Regions from separate parts of the Homo sapiens genome. Here region 2 is linked to region 1. The links are chromatin loops, found by intact Hi-C in ENCODE. Cell type or tissue: PC-3. All regions are shown on one strand. Each heading gives the region's core, and the rest is flanking DNA. Links, peaks and the distances in the headings are about the cores only.

The links. A loop is a pair of places that touch in the nucleus more often than their neighbours do. Peaks named below come from ENCODE experiments on the same cell type or tissue, not always from the same donor. Only the 100,000 strongest peaks of a DNase experiment are listed, where the experiment ranks them.
Region 2: it touches region 1 in a loop (5-fold over the local background); 1 of 110 quality-filtered maps calls a loop at or near these places.

What each region holds. Positions count from the first base shown.
Region 1 is chr15:57,971,713-57,974,633 of GRCh38, forward strand. The region is part of intron 7 of ALDH1A2 (aldehyde dehydrogenase 1 family member A2); the gene reads right to left. Among named protein-coding and RNA genes, the nearest start is that of ALDH1A2-AS1, 92 kb to the right of the region's middle. In PC-3, for the core only: no CTCF peak of the experiment used is centred there; no DNase peak of the experiment used is centred there.
Region 2 is chr15:58,037,712-58,040,632 of GRCh38, forward strand. The region is part of intron 1 of ALDH1A2 (aldehyde dehydrogenase 1 family member A2); the gene reads right to left. Among named protein-coding and RNA genes, the nearest start is that of ALDH1A2-AS1, 26 kb to the right of the region's middle. In PC-3, for the core only: no CTCF peak of the experiment used is centred there; a DNase peak (open chromatin) is centred at 1,250; H3K27ac peaks cover 2,219 bases.

The DNA.
Region 1 (2,921 bases), core at 329-2,828:
AGGGCCCAGACAAACTTTCAATAATTTGTTAAGTCAATAAGCCAGAATACGAAAATTGCTTGAGAGCAGTGGTGTGATCACGGCTCACTGCATCCTTCAACTCCTTGGCCCAAGCAATCCCGCCATTCAGCCCCTTGAATAACTGGGGCTACAGGTGCACACTACCAAGCCTGGCTAATTTATTTTTTATTTTTTTTTGCAAAGACTGGGGCTTGCCATCTTGCCCAGGCTGGTTTTGAACTCCTGGGCTCACACGATCTTCTGGTCTTGATCTCCCAAAGTGCTAGAATTATGGGCGTGAGCCATCGTGTCCAGCTAATGTTATTGTTGATTGAGCACCTATTCTGTCTACTTGTTTTCACAAACATTATTTTATTTAATCTTCATGACAAAACTGGGAGGCAGGAATTATTATTCTATTTTATAATTGGAAAAAAAGACAAGACAAGACTCACAGAGGTCAAGAAATGACTTGCAAACAGGCACCCACTGAGTGGCAGAGCCAGGACTGGTCTCAGAATGTGCACACCAAGCCTCAGGCTCTTCTCCCTCCTCTTCTCCAGACCTTCTCCTGGGAATTGGTTCCCCTTTGCTGTGAGTAGCATTTTGACAGTTAAATGCATCATCTACCACTAACATGTTCAACTGCCTTGTACACTTAGCCATCCTTTTGTTACATAAGACTCTATTTCAGGTAAGCTTTAAAAATCAAGGTTTTGATTGTCTTGGTCTGCTTTGATAGGAAAAAGCATGGAGTAGTCAAGCCAAAAGTACTCTATGTCCCATTAACTAGGTGAGCTAAAGGGATCAACACCTTAGGACCTGCTCAAACTCAGCCTGAGTTTTGGGGAGAAAGCTAACTGCAGAATCTTTGACTTAGCATAGTTAGAGAATAAATCATGGAATCTCATCCAGCAGGCAGAGACTATACCATACTTATTCTTCAGTCTTCAAGTTTTAAGAATTTTTTAAAAAGAGAAGTTTTATGCTAATAGTTTAAAACCTACACAACCAAAGGTTTTTCCACATGAAACTGGTTTTTTCAATATTTTCATGACATTCAAACTGGTATTTTTAAATAAAATACTGAATGATTCACGAATGGACTCACACAACCTTAGAAAAAGGCCTATTAGCTGTTTATAGCTAAAACTGTAGCAAGCCACCTCCCCTAACCTAAAATGAGGGGTGAAGCTAACTAGGAGAGAGCTGACCTGATTCATGACTCAAGCAGTAGAGATGGTGCTTGTATCATGCAACATGACATTTATCTCACTTAGGAAATAAAAGAACCCCAGCTGCGTAAATTAGAATGAGTGATAATACAGCTGTTAGCTACAAACATTTGTTTGGCACGAATCAATCTGGACTCTGCTGTAGTTTGCTTTGATGGTCTCTCCACTATCTTGCTGCTAATGATGAGATCATTGTTTGTTAACCTGAGTAAAGAAAACACTATACCAAGCAAAATGCATATTGTTTTCCTGTACTTTATTGAAGTTGTTTATTGACTTGTGTTTATAAGAGCTCTTTTATATTTATTAAATATTTACATGCACTGCTTATGTATTTAGCTGCATAAGGAGAAATTAATCCCATCTTTAATCTGAGTAAAGTTGTTGGCTTTCTAAAGGCCTTTTGCTTTAGTAAAATGGAAAGCAGCCACCTCAAATAAGCTTCTTCTTGTTAACTGTTCCAGACACTTTGTAATGTACCAATAGGTCCCATCTCCCTAAGGTAATCACAGCAGAAGCCATGTTCTAATCCATATTTAAGTGACATGTTCACTCTGGAAGAATCTATACAACTTCTCAGGTAGCCTGCAAAGTTAGAATAAATGGATAAAGAAGTAAATAACTACAGCTGAAAAGGGGTTTGGGGATTATGTGATCGTTTGATTTGCCTGTGAAAATTCTCCATCCACCACTACTAATATGGAAATTACAAATTGGCTTTTATATTCTAGACAAATGCCGCTCTCCCTTAAGTCCTTTAGTGTCTGCCAATAATGTCATTCCAGAGAAGAAACTAAGAGATAACCTAGAAGTCACGGGATTAGTTCCCCTCCAAATGAATGTAAGCCTCTCTACAGAGAGAGAAGAATCAAATGTAGATTCTGTTAGAAAGTTTAGCTGAAAACTTGCTCTATTCACACTGTAATAGGCTACTTAATATTTTAACTATTCCTAAAAGCAAAACAATTCAAAGACCCACCTTCCACCCTATTCTCTTTCCCAAATTCTCCCTTCTCTCTCTCTCTCTCAGTTCCCTATTGAATATCTCAGTATTGGAAGATTGCATAGGTAGTTGTTAATGTTTTATTTGTGAAGATAAAAAAATTCCTGTTGTTATAAAGCTATAATAGTCAAAATAATGTGATACTTGCGATGCAACAGTCACACAGATTACTGAAACAGAACAGAGAGTACAGAAATAGACCCATATAGGGCCGGGCGCAGTGGCTCATGCCTGTAACTTTGGGAGGCCAAGGCTGGTGGATCACGTGGTCAGGAGATCAAGACCATCCTGGCTAACATGGTGAAACCCCATCTCTACTAAAAATACAAAACATTAGCTGGGCAAGGTGGCGGGCGCCTGTAGTTCCAGCTACTTGGGAGGCTGAGGCAGGAGAATGGCATAAACCCGGGAGGCAGAGCTTGCAGTGAGCCAAGATCGCGCCACTGCACTCCAGCCTGGGTGACAGAGCGAGACTCCATCTCAAAAAAAAAAAAAAAAAAAAAGAAAGAAATAGACCCATATAAATATGGAAAATTTATGCTTGAAAAAAGCAAGCATCACAAAGGCAATTCAGTGGAGGCAGGGTAGTCTTTTCAAGAAATGGTGCAGGAACTATTGTCATTATCCATCTATCTAGCACTTGGATCCTTACCTCTCAACATACACAAAAGTTGAAGTAGATC
Region 2 (2,921 bases), core at 202-2,701, 66 kb after region 1:
CTGTCTGGAAGTGTGCAATTCCTTGGGTAGCATCATCCCTATATGTGTACTTAAGCCAAAAGGTTCTAAGAAGCCATGCAAATTAAAGCAGAAATAAAGATAAGAGGTCCCTGGCAACCAGCAGTCTTTGATCCACCTAGACAATGTATAAAAAGGACTTTGATATCAGTTGAACTCAAAAAGACACACTTTGTGTTTTTTTTAGTAACACACATCGTAATCTATCTCCCTTGAGATTAATGTGTCTCTGTCCAAGTTTGCTAACATCTGTTAAACTCAGTTTTCCCCCGTGGGGCCTTCCCCTTCTTTTTTTCTCTATCTTCCTGCCTCTTGAAATCTACATCTCTGAAATCATGGGATATGTCTCTTAAGCTATGGGTTTCCCTGGTCTCTTCCTACTAACACCCTCTTCCCCTCCCTCCCTACTTCCTTCCCTTCCTTTCTTATCTCTTTCAACAGTATTTACTCAGTGTCTTCTCTATTCTAGGCATTGTATTTGCTGGAGTCTCCTTAAATTTCTGTATTTTCTTTCTTCTCCAGGCCAAGTAAATTATGTCTTTCAGTCTAAGTATCTTCCTATCTCTAGGAGATGATCCAAGGAGTCAAATAGCCTTATCCCAGGGATAAGGATATTTCTGTGCCAGTCATCCCAAGAGACAGAGGCCACTGCTTTCATGTACAGCATAAAAACACACCCAAATAATTTTTAAGGGAAAATAAATGGCTCCCATGAGTGATCCATTTGTAGAAAACAGACTTGGCTAAAACAGACCCAGTTACGTGTAATCAGGGTACCTACCTATTCTACTGTCCCAGAATTCCCATATCTGTCTCTTGACATCTGTTTTAGGAAAAACAGTAAGAAACAACTAACTGGTCTGATCAGCCTTGACAGAGGCAAGCTGAATCACAGCATGTGTTCCTCTGCTGAAGCAACATGACATTAAAGCCAAATACACACCAATGTCAGTTGTGACACAGTCCCAAATTGGAAGAAATTAAACTTGCCATCAATATTGTGGTAGAAGGCAATGGGAATTGCTACTGGTAATGGTTAATGTTCATTTCTTCCTGTTCCACTTTCTATAAACAAGGTAATGCCTATACAAGCTCATTACTGTAAACTGAGCACATTTAAATTGGCAGTAAAACCAGAGTATTTACTCTAGTGCACATATAAAGTGCCTCATCCAATGTTTTGGAAACGTTTCAAGTTTTGAAACCAAGCAGCTGGCAGCTTTACAAGCCAAACCTTACACTTAAATCATTCACTCTGGAAAGTTTTTTGGTGTCCTGTGTCAGGTAGTACCATTCAGCAGACATTCATTCCCCCACCCCTTGAATTCTTTTGCAATAAGTTTGCATTCATGGGGCTCTTATAACTCTTCCAGCACCACAGACTCCAATGGCTGTTGATTAAATGTATATATCCTGTGCATTTAATCTGACTTTCATTATGGCCACTTCATAAAACCGCCACAGACTGGACAAGCGATGACACATAGCAAGAACCTGGAATCCCTGCAAAGTCTCAGATTAGTTTTTTTTTTCTCCTTCTTTATTAATAGTGACCATTCTGTGGCCTAGCTCTAAATCAGCAAAAGTATTTGACAGCAAATGTTCCTATCTATGGATTATATATAACCCGTCCTAAACACCAGATGAAAAAGGGATAACCCCGGGAAAGGAAGGGCTTGCTTCCATGTAAATCATGTTACAAATTGGACAACACCCAGAGAGTTCATTGTTCAACCTCAATTGTGAAGGCCATTCCCATTTACTATCCCCCTGGAATCGATGTTAATTAAGGCAGGCTGAGACCATAAATCAGCTTGGGAGTTTTACAATGTAATTCAGCATTAAGCATATATATTTAAATAAAAAGTAACTGATTAACCACTAGAGTTTTTCCAGAAGTTGCTGAGGCCATTTCTTTATAATAGAGACATGTCACCTTTCATTTTTGTGAAGAGAGGAAAGAAATATTGTCTTCTAAAAAGGTGAGTTAGGGCTAGTTAAGTGACTCACAACATTGATTATTAAGAGGAAGGGAGGAGCTGAAAAGAGAAAAGAAGAGAACAAAAAGGGAGGGGAGTCACATGCAAAAGGAGAGGAAGTTGGCATGTTTGTCCTAGCTCCCTAGAAGTCATTAATTCTTCCTTTATTTGCAATCATTTCTTAGTCACCTATTATATGGTAGGCACTGTGCTAGGCATTGGAAGATATAAAAAAGTAAATGATAATCAGCCCCCTGCCCTTGAAATAAGTGTTCAGTACTGTGGTGGGGGAAATCAACAGTCACGGTTCTAATAATAAAATTTGGGAACAACATTCACAAGCACTTATTGAATACCTACTATGAATATGCTCCAAAGATAATATATTTTATATTCTAATTGTATAAAATATCAGAGAGGCAATTTGTGTGTCTTAAAGAATTCCAGCCAAAGCAACCACACCTGCCTGACAGAAGCCAACAGAACACCTCTCTGCATATTCTGACGAAGTGGCCTTCATCAAAGAAAGCACTGGCTCTCTGAATCCACAGCTGAAGAGGCAGAATTGTTTGATAAGTACATTCTTTCTCAAGAGCTGTGCTAATAGAACACGTTTACTCAGGTCCAACTATACGATGAATCATAAAACAACCTGCAGACAGATAATCTAGGGAGCAGAATTTCCTCTAACCCAAAGTACATGGATAACACACATTCAGTAAGTAATTCAGATACAACGAACGTTATGAGGGGCCCACTATGTACTGTGAACTTTCACCATTTCATTTCATCTAGATAACAAATCTACGATGTAGGCATTATTTCCTGTCTAAAGGAATAAGCTAAAGTTTATGATGTAAATCCAAGTTCACACCACAAATAATTGACAGGGCAAAAAACTTGAACCTTTCCTCTCAACATCTA